2 separate regions of the Homo sapiens genome follow, and region 1 is linked to region 2. Evidence: chromatin loops called from intact Hi-C (ENCODE). Cell type or tissue: heart left ventricle. All regions are shown on one strand. Links, peaks and the distances in the headings refer to the core of each region. The heading gives the core; the rest is flanking DNA.

Evidence for each region. Peaks named below come from ENCODE experiments on the same cell type or tissue, not always from the same donor. Only the 100,000 strongest peaks of a DNase experiment are listed, where the experiment ranks them.
Region 1: a loop joins it to region 2, with 4 times the contacts of the local background. A loop is called at or near these places in 54 of 110 quality-filtered maps.

Annotation. Positions count from the first base shown.
Region 1 is chr17:4,537,107-4,545,424 of GRCh38, reverse strand. SPNS2 (SPNS lysolipid transporter 2, sphingosine-1-phosphate) reads right to left here. Exons shown (of 13, transcript NM_001124758.3): 13 at 6,390-7,972. It overlaps MYBBP1A (MYB binding protein 1a), which reads left to right. Exons shown (of 26, transcript NM_014520.4): 16 at 80-166; 17 at 250-399; 18 at 504-674; 19 at 779-936; 20 at 2,260-2,512; 21 at 2,684-2,809; 22 at 2,893-2,961; 23 at 3,534-3,641; 24 at 3,861-3,962; 25 at 4,941-5,077; 26 at 5,458-6,521. The coding sequence ends at 6,010. Among named protein-coding and RNA genes, the nearest start is that of MYBBP1A, 14 kb to the left of the region's middle. In heart left ventricle, for the core only: CTCF peaks have their summits at 3,606 and 5,023 (motif pointing right); DNase peaks (open chromatin) are centred at 3,744, 4,596, 7,074, 7,814 and 5 weaker places; H3K27ac peaks cover 2,391 bases.
Region 2 is chr17:4,416,570-4,424,887 of GRCh38, reverse strand. No RefSeq gene overlaps it. Among named protein-coding and RNA genes, the nearest start is that of SPNS3, 13 kb to the left of the region's middle. RefSeq lists a silencer at 3,999-4,198. In heart left ventricle, for the core only: a CTCF peak has its summit at 4,121 (motif pointing left); no DNase peak of the experiment used is centred there.

The DNA of each region.
Region 1 (8,318 bases), core at 48-8,047, 120 kb before region 2:
GTCTTTGGTCAAGGCTGAGTGGGGCCTGGAGAGGAGGGCGGGGGCTGCAAATGGGTCAGTGGCTGGCACCCCTCCCCAGGTGCTGAACCCCGAGACCAGTGAGGATGAGAATGACCGTGTGGTGGTGACGGACGATTCTGATGAGCGGCGGCTGAAGGGTGCAGAGGTGTTGCCAGCATGGGCCGGGCGGGGGCGGTGGGGAGTGGGACGATCGGGGAGGTGTGTGACGCGCCTGCCTCTACCACACAGGACAAGAGCGAGGAAGGTGAGGACAACAGAAGCTCAGAGAGTGAAGAGGAGAGCGAGGGGGAGGAGAGCGAGGAGGAGGAGCGCGACGGGGACGTGGATCAGGGCTTCCGGGAACAGCTGATGACCGTGCTGCAGGCTGGGAAGGCGCTGGTGAGTGGGGGAGGTGGAGGGGGGGGCGGCCGGGGAGGGCTCGGGTGTCCCCATGTTGTGTGCCTGCCCGAGGCCTGGCTGACCGCTGGGCCTCTGTCCCTCAGGGTGGAGAGGACAGTGAGAACGAGGAGGAGCTGGGGGATGAGGCCATGATGGCCCTGGACCAGAGCCTCGCCAGCCTCTTTGCCGAGCAGAAGCTGCGTATCCAGGCCCGGCGAGACGAGAAGAACAAGCTGCAGAAGGAGAAGGCTCTGCGGCGCGACTTCCAGATCCGGGTGAGCCTGGGGGCGGGCCGCACCCACCCCCGCCTCCCTGTGCGCCCACCCCCGCCTCCCTGTGCGCCCACCCCCGTGTTGCTGACCTGCCCTCCTGGCTGCAGGTGCTGGACCTGGTGGAGGTGCTAGTGACCAAGCAGCCCGAGAATGCCCTGGTCCTGGAGCTGCTGGAGCCGCTGCTGAGCATCATCCGGCGCAGCCTGCGCAGCAGCAGCTCCAAACAGGAGCAGGACCTTCTGCACAAGACGGCGCGCATCTTCACGTGAGCACGGGGGTGCAGGGCGGGCAGGTGTGGCCGGCAGCCCCCAGGCGCAGGAGAGCCAGAGCTCTAGGCTTGCTGTCTGCACAGGAAGGAGAGAGCCAAGCTTCCAGCCTGGGCCCCTAGCTCGCAGGCTCACTGCTCAGCCCTAGAGGCACACGTCACTTAGTGATTCCCACAGTCCTTGCTTCATCCCCGCGTTCTCCCGACACAGTGCCAACAGTGCCCTGGAGCTGGGGTCCATCCCTGCCCTTGACAGTCTCAAGTGGGGCTGTGCCAACAGTGCCCTGGAGCTGGGGTCCATCCCTGCCCTTGACAGTCTCAAGTGGGGCTGTGCTGGGGTGGAGGGGGACAGTGGGTGCACCTGTGGCAGGGGACACCCAACCCAGTCCTCGGAGGTGTAGTGTGCATGGGAGTTTGTCAGGCTGGGAGGCCTTGGGCAGGGCAGAAAGGGAGGAAGAGCATCCTGACGGGAGCTGGTCAGACACGCAGCTGGAAGGTCAGGCAAGCAGCGAGGCCACAGACCCCCGCACCCTCGCAGGCCCTGACCCTAGCGGTGCTGGAGGCCACAGAGGCATTATCAGCAAGAGCAGTGGCGTGGGGAAGGGTCTGAGTCTGGTTTGCCTTTTCAGAAACGGCTGGCAGCGTGGAGAAGGGTTTGGGAGGGGCTGTGCTGGAGGCAGAGGGCCCAGGAGGGAGGCGGTGGCAGGCGTGGGAGAGACAGGCAGGCACCTGGTAGACCTGCCTTCAGAGCTCAGGTGCTGGGGAGGTGAAGGCCTGGGAGCTGGGGCGCTGCGTGGATAGTCAGGAGGGGTGGGGAGTGTGACTGGCAGTGCATTCTTCACAAACCCAGGCCCGCCCGGGCCACGCCTTCTCAGATAGTTCTGCCAGCGTGCGTGGACAGTGTCGTTTGTTGAGCATCCTGCCTCTTGCCCCCATTATATCCCCGGCCCTGCAGGGCCACAGAGGGTTCTAAGCACATGAACCCTTGTCTCGCTTTACAAAAGGCCTGAAGGCCACTGCCCCATGAGAGACAAGTGTAGACAGGAGGGGTGCCCCAGGCAGGCAGTTGGCCCTTGGTGCAGCCTCCACTCAGGGAGCTGTTCTGTTCTCCCCTGGAGCGCCCCTGTCACCCCAGCACTCTGAGCCCACACAGCTTCCAGGCAGCCTGCAGGCGGCCCTGGGCCCTCCTCTGTGGCCTGGGTCGCCTCTGTCGTCTTCTAGGTCTGTTTCCCCACTTATAAAGTGGGACTTGGGTTGGCTCTGCTTGGCGGAGCAGGGTGGACCGAGAATGTTCTGACCAGCTCTCGTCCTCACCACCCACAGGCACCACCTGTGCCGTGCCCGGCGCTACTGCCACGACTTGGGTGAGCGCGCAGGGGCCCTGCACGCCCAGGTGGAGCGGTTGGTGCAGCAGGCTGGCCGCCAGCCCGACTCCCCCACCGCCCTCTACCACTTCAACGCCTCTCTCTACCTGCTCCGGGTCTTGAAGGGCAACACTGCTGAGGGCTGCGTGCATGAGACACAGGAGAAGCAGAAAGCTGGCACTGACCCCAGCCACATGCCCACGGGCCCGCAGGTGAGCAGGGCCTGGCCCAGGAGCAGCCCCAGGCATTTCACAGCCAGGGAGTGGAGGCCGGGACTTCCCCAGGGCCCAACCCTCAGCCTTCTGATGAAGGTAGGCCAGGCTCTGCTCCCATCCCAGGGACCCCTCTCCTGGCCTCACCCAGCTCGCTCTCCCCTGGCCTAGGCTGCCAGCTGCTTGGACTTGAACCTGGTGACCCGGGTGTACTCGACAGCACTGAGCTCCTTCCTGACCAAGCGCAACAGCCCCCTCACAGTTCCCATGTTCCTCAGCCTCTTCTCCCGGCACCCGGTGAGTGTTGGGGCCTGCCCTGCTTCCTCATGGTCCCTGCTCAGCCCAGCCTGCACCTCACAGCCCTTGTCACTCCCCACCAGGTGCTCTGTCAGAGCCTGCTCCCCATCCTGGTCCAGCATATCACGGGCCCGGTGCGGCCCCGTCATCAGGTGAGAGACTTCCCAGCTCCCAGCCCAGGGCCTGTCTGAATTAACCCGCTTAACCCTCTTCTGACTGGATATTGTGAGGCCCCAGAGCGCTGTCCTGGTGAGCACGGGCACAGCTGTCCCTGCCCCACTGGCTTGGCTGTGGGTACATGGTCTCTGAAGGGGGTGGCCGTGCCCTGGCCCCTGCCACACAGTGAACACACAGGAGCTGAGGGGGCAGGGCCAGCCTCACTCCCGCAGCCACTGCTGCCCATCTGGCCACACACAGGATGCCCCTGGTAGTGTCTGCTCTGGTGCCAGGGCTGTTGGGGGCAGGCTGGAGGAAGATGGCACTAAGCCAATAATGGGCAGGAATTGTCCCAACCTGAGGTCCCACCTCTATCCAGCTGGGAGGCCTTGGTGTCCCCACCTGCACACAAAGGCACAGGAGCAGGTAGTCACAGAGCCCAGAGCAGCAGGCAGCCTCACACGCTGCCCACAGCAGTGCCCAGCGGGCCCCCGAGCCCTCATGCATCCCTGAGCCGTGAGCACCCAACGTGCCAAGGCTCCTGCCACCCACCTTTGCCCACCCACAGGCCTGCCTGCTGCTCCAGAAGACCCTGTCCATGCGGGAGGTGAGGTCGTGCTTTGAGGACCCCGAGTGGAAGCAGCTGATGGGCCAGGTCCTAGCAAAGGTCACCGAGGTAACAGCCGGGGGGCGCCCTTTCCCCACCCCCTCAGAATCAGTTCTCCGGGAGACCGATCTCTGGGAAAGAAGTGAGGATTGGAGCCTGAGTCCAGAGTCGGGAGAACTGGGGTTGTCCCAGGAGACGGTCCCTGCCTCTGGGCTTTACTTCCGGCTGGGAAACAGAAAGGCTTTGAGCAGCTCTCCGGAGTGCCTCAGCCTGGCCACCCTTCCCTAGAACTTGCGCGTGCTGGGGGAGGCGCAGACCAAGGCGCAGCATCAGCAGGCACTGTCCTCCCTGGAGCTGCTCAACGTTCTCTTCAGGACCTGCAAACATGAGGTGAGGCGGGGGCCCAGTCCGCGGTCGTGTTCGGGTTCCTCTTGGGGGCCTTGGGGCCTCCCGGCCAGCAGTGCCATGCCCGGGCTGGACTGCAGGGATGGGGGTCATGTGGGGAAACTTCTCAGTGCCTGGGCCAGGGCTCTGGGCTGCCATTTGGGCAGTTACCAAACCATGGATGGGTGAGTGACTTGGGAAGGGACTGTGCCACCCTGTCCTCCTCCTGCAGGGCGGGGTGAGAGGGGGTGGGGTGGCACTGCCACATCCCGTGAGAAAGCCGAGAAGGGGCTGGCAGGGCTGGAGACTGTGGAAGGGTTGGAGAAGATTCAGGGTGAGCAGCCAGGTTTCCAGGCCTGGTACAGGAGTGTGGGCAGCCATCAGGGCAGGGCTGGGAGGCAGCTGGAGGTGGCCATCTGGGTCCCCCGGTCTGGCCCAGAGGGCGGGGTTTGGGAATCTTCAGCATAGGTGCTAGTCAGCCCTTGTGGAGGGAGAGCTTGCCAAGGGGGTGCTGGCAGGCAGAGGCGGGGCCCGGGACGGGGCCTTACAAAACTGGCTGATAGTGAGGAAGCCAGGAGAGCAGGGCTCCCGGAAGCTGGCGGATTCCAACAATAACCCATTCAGGATGTGCAGGAAGGTGGCAGGGTTGGGTGGGGAAGCGCTTTGGCAGCCCCGCGGTGATGGAGTGCTGGGGAGTGGCCCTCTTGGAGGTGGGTGGGCCCGGGCCACTGCTGGAGGGGAGGACACCGAGACTCTGAGACCAGGCCTTTGGCTATGGGAAGGAGGAGAACCAACACCTGGGGCGCGTGTTTCCTCCCTCGGTAAGAGACACGGATGACTTAACAGGCAGAAGGAGAGGCTGAGGCCCAGGAAGGGGCAGGGGTCACTGGTGAGGCAGCAACAGGGCAGAGGTGGGAAGACTGGGAGCCCGCGAGAGGCCCCGCCCTCTGTGGCCCCACAGCTCTGCCTTCCCACCCTCTGCAGAAGCTGACCTTGGACCTGACGGTGCTCCTGGGTGTGCTGCAGGGGCAACAGCAGAGCCTACAGCAGGGGGCACACTCCACCGGCTCCAGCCGCCTGCACGACCTCTACTGGCAGGCCATGAAAACCCTGGGAGTCCAGTAGGTTCTGGGAGGGGGACACACACCTTGGGTAGGGGCTGGGAACACCCTCACGCTGCTGCACACACACACACGCTGCACACACGCTGCTGCACACGCACACTGCACACGCATGCTGCTGCACACACATGCACTCAAGCGCATTCTCAGATGTGGGAGCTGTAGGACCCTCACAGGACCCTCGCAGGAGCCTCGCAGGACCCTCGCAGGACCCAGGGGCCTCGCAGGACCCTCATAGGACCCTCACGGGACCCTCATAGGGGCCTCACAGAACCTAGGGGCCTCAGAGGACCCTCAGAATCCAGGTGGAGGTAGCAGTCGCGGTGGCGGTGGCTGCTGCCCTCGATGGGCACCTTCTAACCTTGCTCACTTCCCTTCAGGCGCCCCAAGTTGGAGAAGAAGGATGCCAAGGAGATCCCCAGTGCCACCCAGAGCCCCATCAGTAAGAAGCGGAAGAAAAAGGGATTCTTGCCAGAGACGAAGAAGCGCAAGAAACGCAAGTCAGAGGATGGCACGCCAGCGGAGGATGGCACACCTGCAGCCACCGGCGGGAGCCAGCCCCCCAGCATGGGCAGGAAGAAGAGGAACAGGACAAAGGCTAAGGTCCCAGCCCAGGCAAACGGGACGCCAACCACCAAGAGTCCAGCCCCTGGCGCCCCCACCCGGAGCCCCAGCACCCCTGCCAAATCCCCAAAACTGCAGAAGAAAAACCAGAAGCCGTCCCAGGTGAATGGAGCTCCCGGGTCCCCCACGGAACCTGCAGGCCAAAAGCAGCATCAGAAGGCTCTTCCCAAAAAGGGGGTCTTGGGCAAATCACCACTGTCCGCGCTGGCACGGAAAAAGGCAAGGCTGTCTTTGGTCATCAGGAGTCCCAGCCTGCTTCAGAGTGGGGCCAAGAAGAAAGCACAGGTGAGGAAGGCAGGGAAGCCCTGAGCACAGGTACGGGCCCCCCTCAGCCCCTGCCTCCATCTGCCTGAGACGCCTATTTTTTTTTTTTTTTTTTAAACCATGATTTTAATACGCAAGCTGTTTCTAAGGCGCTGCCACTGGGGAGGGTGGCTGTTGCCGCCTGCCCGGGCATCCTGCTCTGGCAAGCACAGCCTGAGCCATTCCTGCAGGGGTCCCAGGGTGCAGAGACCTCCCCACCCCCGGTTCTGGGCTGGGACCCTGGCTCCAGGGCCATGTCCAGGGCTCTGGTGTTTGCCTGGGTTGGTGCAGGTTGATGTGCTGGCTGCAGGCAGGTGTGACCATCTCTCGTGCCTGCCACCTCTTTGCCCCCAGGCTTTTTTGCTGTGAGGGAGCCACCAGGGGGTGATTTAAATAGGTTTATTTCTTCATTTACAAGAGGAATATATTTGGCTTCTCTCTTAAGACTCTGAGATTCACAATCAGCAGCTCTAAAAAATAAAGGAGCAGTTTGGCTTCCGGAAGGAAGAGGAGGCAACACTCGGACCTGGTTCTTGTACAACAAGAAAACATCGCTGGGGCCCCGCTGAGGCTGGAGTGGGGGTGGAGGCTGGTCTTTGGAGGATGCCACCCCCACCCCATCCTCTTGTCAGGCCCTCGGGGTACCCCAGAGCTTGGTGGGTGAGTATTCCACCTGCTTACACACCACTGAAGCCACAGCCAGCCAGTAACTAAGGGGCAAGAAGAGCATTGTCCAAGCTGGCTCTTGGGGGGTCCCCCATTGGCCACAAGGCCTCACCCCCCACCCCACCCCCGCACCAGAACCACCTTGATTGCAGCAGAAGTGCAGGGAGTGGGTGACGCAGGGGGCTAAGCTCCCCCAAAGCGGGTTGGGGCTGGTGTGAAGTTGGCAGCTGCATCCTGGTGTGTGCATGGATGGGAGGTGGGTGATCGAAGGCCTGGCCCCCCCCTGGGGTCACTTGGTGGAATGCCAGCAGCCAGTGTTTGGGTAGGGGCCGCCTCTCCCGGGGCCTCAGCCTCAGCTCTGGGGCAGGAAGCTTTGTGGATAGCTGCTTCCTCCAGCAGCCGGAGCCCTGGCTACTGCCCCATGGATTCTGGGAATGGTCTCCTGGGCCCTGCCCCTGGAAAAGGCTCAGCTCAGCCTCGGGGAAGGAGTGGGGTCCTGGCTTGGGGGGTGGTGGCAGGGAGAGAAGCCCTGCAGAGTTGGGCTGGTGTGCACCTGCCAGAGACCTTGAGCCTGGGGGCACAGGTGGTGTACAGCTGCAGCCAGGGCCTTCACCCCTGGTGATGCCAGCTTGTCAGAACAGTCCCCATCTGGGACCTCCAGGCTGGGAGCCAACCCGAGACAGTGAGACAGTGTCCTCCAGGGAGTACCCAGAGACTTGGGCGCCCAGCTTCATTTGCCAGGTTGCGTCCAATATCCCCAAGGTCCGAGGCCCAGCTGAGCAGTGGTCCCTGCATACCAGGCCCTCGCGTGAGCCTCAAAGCCGGGACTGCCGCCCTGAGGCCTGGGCCACCTGCTCTCCGTATGGTCCAGGGTCTGTTGAGTCTTCAAAGCTGCAGATCGTGCTTTGCCCAGCAAGTTGTGTGGGAAAGTCCAGCCCCCTGGCCCTTCGTTCCAGGGAGGGCAGGGACTTGCCCAAGATCACATAAGCTGGTGGCAGGCCAGGCTCTCCCCGGACACCCACTTGGGGCTGTCTTCTTCCTTGGCCCCAGGGGCCCTGCGGCCCAAACCTAGGGCTGGGAACCTGTCCAACCGTGTGGCTCCAACACACACATCCTTCCAGGGTAACTGAGGACACAGCCTCTTCTTGATGCCAGGGCCACTCAGCAGGCCTGGGCCAGAGAGGGTGGGTGCCTAGCCGTGGATCACACAGAAAGCTTTGGGGCAGCCCAGCCGGTCCCGGACGCTGTAGGACACCTCCCAGACGAGGTGGGAGTGTGGGTTCTTCATTGTCCCAATGGCACCTGGGGAAAGGGGTGTCAGGTCAGCAGTGGGGCTTAGTGGGGCCTGTGCCAAGGCTGCCCTCCCTCCTTCCCTTTTCTTGCTGTTTGGAGACGCAAGCCTTCTCCTGGACCTGCAGCTGTGACCCTGGGTCTCGTGCTGCTGGGAAGCTATAACTCCCAGAGGGAAGGGCCAAGGAGTCAGGCCCTGGTACATCCAGGAGGATTTGGGAGAACAGAAGTCCGGACAGAGTGAGGAGTTCCTGGCCAGTCCTGGCCCTGATCTATGCGAGGCCCCACCCAGCCCTTGAAAGGAAGGAAAGGGGAGCTAATTTACTGGAAGGAGCAGCCTGCTGTCCCACCCATGGCT
Region 2 (8,318 bases), core at 194-8,193:
TTTCAAAAAAAAAAAAAAGGCTAAATTGTAAATTCTATATTATTTTACCACAATTAAAAAAAAAGTAAATGGGGTTATTGTAATATCAGAACAGTGACAACATTCTAGATTCCCAGCTTCAGAGGCTGGTTAAATAAATTATGGTACCTCCAGGCCAGGCGCCGTGGCTCATGCCTGTAATCCCAGCACCTTGGGAGGCCGAAGCAAGCGGATCACCTGAAGTCAGGAGTTCGAGACCATCCTGGCCAACATAGAGAAACCCCGTCTCTACTAAAAATACAAAATTAGCCGGGCGTGGTGGCACATGCCTGTAATCCCAGTTATTTGGGAGGTTGAGGCAGGAGAATCGCTTGAACCCTGGAGGCGGAGGTTGCAGTGAGCTGAGATCCTGCCATTGCACTCCAGCCTGGGCAACAAGAGCGAAACTCCATCTCAAAAAAAAAAAAATTAAATTAATAAATAAATCATGGTACCTCCCTACAATGGGGCACCAGACAGCCCTGTACATGATGTTAGTCTATGTTGATCTGAAAGACGTTCAGAATTTGATGGTGAAAAATAAACAAGAGCCTACAAAATCCATGTCCAGGATAATTCCATTCAGATAAAAATAATAAAACACATCAAAGACAAACTTGTGAACTGGCCAGTCATAGCTTATTTGGCTGCTTTTTCTCGTGAATTCTGATACAGAAGCTTATTGGGGGCCAGGCGTGGTGGCTCACACCTGTAATCCCAGCACTTTGGGAGGCCAGGGCGGGCAGATCACCTGAGGTCAGGAGATAGAGACCAGCCTGGCCAACATGGTGAAACCCCGTCTCTACTAAAAATACAAAAAAATTAGCCGGGCATGGTGGTGGTGCCTGTAATCCCAGCTACTTGGGTGACTGAGGCAGGAGAATCCCTTGAACCCAGTAGGCAGAGGTTGCAGTGAGCCAAGATCGCACCACTGCACTCCAGCCTGGGCAACAAGAGCAAAACTCCATCTCAAAAAAAAAAAAAAAAAGCTCATTTGAGATGATTTTTAGTGGAGACCCTTCCAGAGTGGCTCCCATCAGAGTTTAAATTTATGTCCTTTTTTTAACAAAAGAAATGTCCAGCCTCACAGAATAGGAGGTGACAGGCTGGGCACAGTGGTTCACACCTGTAATTCCAACAGTTTGGGAGGCCAAGGTGAGAGGATTGTTTGAACCCAGGAGTTTGAGACCAGCCTGGGCAACAGGCCCCCATCGCTGCAAAAAAAAAAAAAAAAATTAGACAGGCATGGTGGTGGTGTGCCTGTAGTCCCAGCTACTCAGGAGGTTGAGGCAGGAGGATTGCAGGATTGCTTGAGCCAAGGAGGTTGAGGCTGTAGCGAGCTGTGATTGCATCACTGTACTCCAGCCTCAGTGACAGAGCAAGACCCTTAATCAAAAAAAAAAAAAAAAAGAAGGTCACAGGAAGTCACTCAGGAATCACTTTTTTTTTTTTTTGAAATGGAGTCTCCCTGTGTCACCCAGGCTGGAGTGCAGTGGTGCAGTCTCGGCTCATTGCAAGCTCCACCTCCCGGGTTCACGCCATTCTCCTGCCTCAGCCTCCTGAGTAGCTGGGACTACAGGCACCTGCCACCACACCCAGCTAATTTTTTGTATTTTTAGTAGAGACGGGGTTTCACTGTGTTAGCCAGGATGGTCTAGATCTCCTGACCTTGTAATCCACCCACCTCGGCCTCCCAAAGTGCTGGGATTATAGGCATGAGCCACCGAGCCCGGCCAGGAATCACTCTTCAGAAATCCCCAGGGAGTCATCTTTTATGTGATGAATCAATAAGGATGCTTTTGTCCGCAAGTAACAGCAGAAGTAACAGCAGCCAAACCAGGACATTCATTCGTTCTCTTGCACTGCAAATCAAGAAGTAGGCAGTTTCAGGGTTGATTAACTCAGTGGCTCCATGACATCATAAAAAACTCAGTGTTTTTCATCTTTCCCCCCTGAAATCTTTATAGTGTTGGCCTTTGATTACTTAATTAATTGCTATAAAACAAATCCCCCCAGAACTCATGGCTTTAAACAACAGTAGTCATTTATCTCTTGCATTTTTCAGTGGTCAGGAATTTGGGAGCAGCTGAGATGCAGGACTATGGCTCAGGGTCTCTTGTTGCCGTGAAGGGCTGCAGTCCCCTAAAGTCTTAACTGGGGCTGGGAGCTCTGTTTCCAAGGGGCCTCACTCACGTGGCAGGCAAGTTGGTGCTGCCTGTTGGCTCCTGTCTAGATGGGTCCCTCCACAGGACTGCTTGAGCATCCTCACGGTATGGTGGCTAGTTTCCTGCAGGGGGAACAATACATTAGGGACCAAGGCAGAAACTGCAACATCTTTTTTTTTTTTTTTTTTTTTTTTGAGACAGAGTCTTGCTCTGTCACCCAGGACGTAGTGCACTGGCACAATCTCCACTCGCTGCAACCTCCATCTCTTGGGTTCAAGCGATTCTCCCACCTCAGCCTCCTGAGTCACTGGGATTACAGGCGCATGCCACGACGCCCAGCTAGTTTTTGTATTTTTAGTAGAGACAGCGTTTTACCATGTTGGCCAGGCTGGTCTTGAACTCCTGACCTCAGGTGATCCAGCTGCCTCGGCCTCTCAAAGTGCTGGGATTACAGGCGTGAGCCACTGCGTCTGGCCTGCATCTTTCCTGACCTGGACTCCTAGGTCTGTACTCAGCTGCATTCCATTGGCCACACAGGCCAGTCTATGCTCTGTGTTCCCATACTCTCTGCTGCCCCTCCATGTGGAAGGGCATGAATACCAGGAGGGAAAGCTTGCGGGAGATCTTTTTTAAAAAAAGAAGATTTATGTATTTTATTCAAGCCAATTTTTTTTTTGTTTTGCTTTGTTTTTGAGATGTCGTTTTGCTCTTGTCGCCCAAGCTGGAATGCAGTGGTGCAATCTCAGCTCACTGCAACCTCTGCCTCCCAGGTTCAAGCAATTCTCCTGCCTCAGCCTCCCAGAAGTAGCTGGGATTACAGGCACTTGCCACCACGCCCGGCTAATTTTTGTATTTTTAGTAGAGACAGGGTTTCTCCATGTTGGCCAGGCTGGTCTCGAACACCTGACCTCAGGTGATACACCCGTTTCAGCCTCCCAAAGTGCTGGGATTACCAGCCTGAGCCACCACGCCCTGCCACGAGATCTTCTTGCAGGCTGGCTACCACAGTCTCCATCTTGAGGCTTGTCGTCTCACATATAAGAAGGTAGGAGATTCATCCTGAAATGTGTTCATGTGTATTTATTAGGGAGGAAAATCTGCCCTAGAAATTCCCCTGCTGGTGCTCCCTCACAGCCCACTGGCCAGGTTGAGTCACATGTCGGTGCCACGTCTGCAGGAGAAGCTGGGAAGGTGGGTGCCAGGGAAGTCTGCCTCTGTCTCTGAGGAAGAATGGGAAAGAAAGGGGCCACAGGGTAGCCGGGCGCAGTGGCTCATGCCTATAATCCCAGCACTTTAGGAGGCTGAGGCGGGCGGATCACTTGAGGTCAGGAGTTTGAGACCAGCCTGGCCAACATGGTGAAACCCTGTCTCTACTAAAAATACAAAAATTAGCCAGACGTGGTGGCAGGCGCCAGTAATCTCAGCTACTCGGGAGGCTGAGGCAAGAGAATCGCTTGAACCCAGGAGGCAGAGGTTGCAGTGAGCCGAGATTGTGCCACTGCACTCCAGCCTGGGGAGACAAGAGCAAGACTTCGTCTCGAAAAAAAAAAAAAAAAAGAAAGTGGCCACGGGATAAGCAGACCATGTCTTCGCAGATGGCTAACCACCTCTCAGCCTTGATGCTTGCAGGGCTGAAACGAGCTCCTGGTATGGATTCCCAAAGAGGAAGGGAAAATTTTAGGTTCTAGATCTAGAAGGTGGCAGATGTCAGAAGCTGTCCTAACCCAGGCCTCCTGGAGCTAGGAGTCACCCTAGATGGTGGAAAGTGTGCAGGAAATACAGCCACTGAACCCTGAGAACAGCAAGCTTGACATCTCAAGCCTAGAACCCTTCTCGCTGAGGTTAGCACGATTTCAAAAAGCATCGTTACCACCAAGTCCTGGGGACTGGTTACAACCAGGTTTCAATGGCGACACCATGTGGTCATGATGGGAAATAGCAGTCATGACCTATGCCCCGCATGGTGTAGGCTCTCAAAAGTTTCTGGGTGATACAGGGTGGTCTCAAGATCCTGAATGGTTTTTGTTTTTTTGAGACAGGGTCTCACTCTATCAACCAGGCTGGAGTGCAGTAGCAGTCATCACAGCTCACTGCAGCCTCCATCTCCTGGGCTCAAGCGATCCACCTGCCTCGACCTCTCAAAACGCTGGGATTACAGGCGTGAGCCACCACACCTGGCCCTGGATTTCTTTTTAATAAGGCATACACAGGCCCGGCGTGGTGGCTCACACCTGTAATCCCAGCACTTTGGGAGGCCAAGGAGGGTGAAACACGAGGTCAGGAGTTCGAGACCAGCCTCTACTAAACCACGCCTCTACTAAAAATACAAAAATTAGCCGGGCATGGTGGCACATGCCTGTAGTCCCAGCTACTTCGGAGGCTGAAGCAGGAGAATTGCTTGAACCTGGGAGGTAGAGGTTGCAATGGGGCAAGATTGCGACATTGCACGCCAGCCTGGGAGACAGAGCGAGACTCCGTCTAAAATAATAACAATAATAATAAGGCATACACAAGCATGAACAATTAATTGGGAAAATTAGAGTTATGATCATATTTTAGACCACATTGTGGAACTGGCCATATTTATAAAGTATGTTCATATAGTGAAAGTGTGGAAGGCTATATCTCAAAGGCTTAACAGTGTACTTATCTCAGGCTCATAGAACTATAGGTAAACTTTTTTCCTTTATTTCTTTTTTCTATCATTACATGCCAGTAATAACAATAGCAAACACTAACAGAGCACATACCATGTGCTGAGTGCCTGTTAATTGGCGATGATCATTATGCTGGCTGGGTGCGGTGGTTCACGCCTGGAATCCCAGCACTGTGGGAGGCCGAGGCAGGTGGATTACGAGGTCAGAAGTTCGAGATCAGCCTGGCCAATATGGTGAAACCCCATCTCTACTAAAAATACAAAAATTAGCTGGGCTTGGTGGTGCACACCTGTAGTCCCAGCTGTTCAGGAGGCTGAGGCATGAGAATCACTTGAACCTGGGAGGTGGAGGTTGCAGTGAGCTGAGATCGTGCCACTGTACTCCAGCATGGGCAACAGAGCAAGACTCCATCTCAAAAAAAAAAAAAATTCTCATTATGCTTACTTTTTGGCGGGGGCAGGCAGAGACAGGGACTCTTTCTGTCACCCAGGTTGGAGTTCAGTGTTGCAGTCATAGCTCGCTGCAGCCTTGCCCTCCTCGGCTCAAGCGATCCTCCCACCTCAGCCTCCTGAGTAGCTGGGACTACAGGTGTGCAACATCACATTTGGCTAATTTTTTATTTTTTATTTTGTTTTTTAAAGAGGGGGCCTCCCCATGTTGCCCAGGCTGGTCTCAAACTCCTGGGCTCAAGTGATCTTCCCATCTCGGCCTCCCAAAGTGCTGAGATTATAGGCGTGAGCCACCATGACCAGCTTATACTTACTTTTTACGCGAGGAAACTGAGACACAAGGAAGCTAAGTCAGTGCCCCATGTAGCTCTGAACTCTGTGCTCCCATCCTCTCTGCTGTACTGCCTCCCTGTCTTATCTGTGTATATTAATTTTTCTGCAGTGTGTCGCTTGCATAGTAATAATATAAGAAAAGAAAAAGCAGTGGGATGTATACCTTTTTCCACCCTCCCCCCCGCAAGACGGAGTCTTGCTCTGTCACCCAGGCTGGAGTGCAGTGGCGCGATCTAGGCTCACTGCAACCTCCGCCTCCTGGGTTCAAGTAATCCCCCTGCCTCAGCCTCCAGGGTAGCTGGGATTACAGGCACACACCACCACACCCGGCTAGTTTTTGTATTTTTAGTAGAGATGGGGTTTCACCATGTTGGACAGGCTGATCTCGAACTTCTGACCTTGTGACCTGCCTCCCTTGGCTTCCCAAAGTGCTGGGATTACAGGTGTGAGCCACCGCACCCAGCCTGATATATAGCTTTTATAATCAGAAAAAAAATAATGCTGGCTGGGCATGGTGGCTCATTCCTGTAATCCCAGCTTTTTGACAGGCTGAGATGGGAGGATTGCTTGAGCCCAGGAGTTCCGAGACCAGCCTGGGCAACATAGCAAGACATTGTCTCTACAAAAAAAAATTTTTTTTTTAATTAGCCAGGCATGGTGGCATGCACCTGTAGTCCCAGCTACTCAGGAGGCTGAGGTGGGAGAATTGCTTAAGCTCAGGAGTTTGAAGGTGCAGTGAGCCATGATCGCACTACCGTACTCCAGCCTGGAGCACAGAGTGAGACACTGTCTCTAAATAAATGAAGAAATAAAAATAAAAAATACACCACGTGCTGTGGCTCATGCCTGTAATCCCAGCACTTTGGGAGGCCGAAGCAGGCAGATCACCTGAGGTCACGAGTTCGAGACCAGCCTGGCCAACATGGTGAAACCCCACCTCTACTAAAAATATAAAAATGAGTGCGGGCTTGGTGGTGTGCACCTGTAATCCCAGCTACTCAGGAGGCTGAGATAGAAGAATCACTTGAACCCAGGAGGCAGAGGATGCAGTGAACCGAGATCGTGCCATTGCACTCCACCCTAGGTGACAGAGCCAGACTCTGTCTCAAATAAATAAATAAAATGAAATAAAAAATAATGCTTTGAAACTAAACAAAATGTGCAAATGATGTGTGCTTTCCACACAGCTCCAGAGCTCAGGACTGTGGGTGCCACATGGATGTAGCTACGCCAGAAAGGTCAGGAATTTGTGCCTGCAAAGGCCCAGTTTGCCTCTTCGCCTGGGCTCTCCTGATTTGACAGCAGTGTGGAAGGCCGGGCATGGTGGCTCACGCCTGTAATCCCAGCACTTTGGGAGGCCAAGGCAGGTGGATCGCGAGGTCAGGGGATCAAGACCATCCTGGCTAACATGGTGAAACCCCGTCTCTACTAAGAATACAAAAAATTAGCTGGGCGTGGTGGCGGGCGCCTGTAGTCCCAGCTACTTGGGAGGCTGAGGCAGGAGAATGGCGTGAACCCGGGAGGCAGAGCTTGCAGTGAGCCGAGACTATGCCACTGCACTCCAGCCTGGGCGACAGAGCGAGACTCTGTCTCAAAAAAAAAAAACACAAGACAGCAGTGTGGAAAATCTCCCTTTTCCTTTGGAATCTATAAATATAGGGACCCACAGTTATTAGGGACCTAGCTTTGGTGAGCAGTGGGCCAAAACTGGGAACAGAGATTGGAATGAGAGGGCCTGGCAAACTGAGGGGAAGCTGGGAAAAGAGAAGCAGGGAAAGGGAAAGAGGAAGTGGACAGAGATAGATGAAAAGGAGAAAGAGAATGCTCCAAACTCCCTCCATCCCCAGCTTTCTGAACTTTCAACACTCACCCCATGGGCCTGTTGATGCCACCTCCTACTAGTGCAAACTTCACACATCACCTCCTCCAGGAAGCTGCCAGGCTTGGCTAAGCCTTTTGGCTTGGCTTATCTTTATTATGACACTTACTGCTCATCATTAGGATTTTCTGTCTCCTTCACTGGTCAGTGAGGCTCTCGAGGGAAAGGAGGCCTTTCTGCCTCCCGCTGACCCAGGCCTTGTAGAGAGCAGGAAGACAAAACAGGTGCTCTGAATGAGTGAATAAATCTAGCTTCTCAGGCCATCAGCCTCACCAGCCTGGGAGTAATAGGCTCTGAATTTCGGCAAAGGATGCTCTGGCCTACATCAGTAAAATAGCTAGAACTGTATCCCCAGTCGAAAATATGGGCTGGGTGCGGTGGCTCACGCTTGTAATCCCAGCACTTTGGAAGGCCAAGGCAGGCGGGTCACCTGAGGTCAGAAGTTTGAGACCAGCCAGACCAACATGGTGAAACCCCATCTCTACTAAAAAATACAAAAACTAGCCAGGTGTGGTGGCATGTGCCTGTAATCCCAGCTACTTAAGAGGCTAAGGTGGGAGAATTGCTTGAACCTGGGAGGCGGAGGTTGCAGTGAGCTGAGATCGTGCACCACTGCATTCCAGCCTGGGTGGCAGAGCGAGACTGTGTCTCAGAAAAAAAAAAGAAAAAGAAAATCTTGCATTCACTTGGAACAGTCTTTCAAACGCATGGCCCCTGGATGCTCTCTGTACACAGGGGCATCTCTGTGGGGCAGCCAGTGTCTTGCAGGGATCCAGGGTTGTAGTGTTGACACCCCCTCTCCCTTTCCTTAGACTAA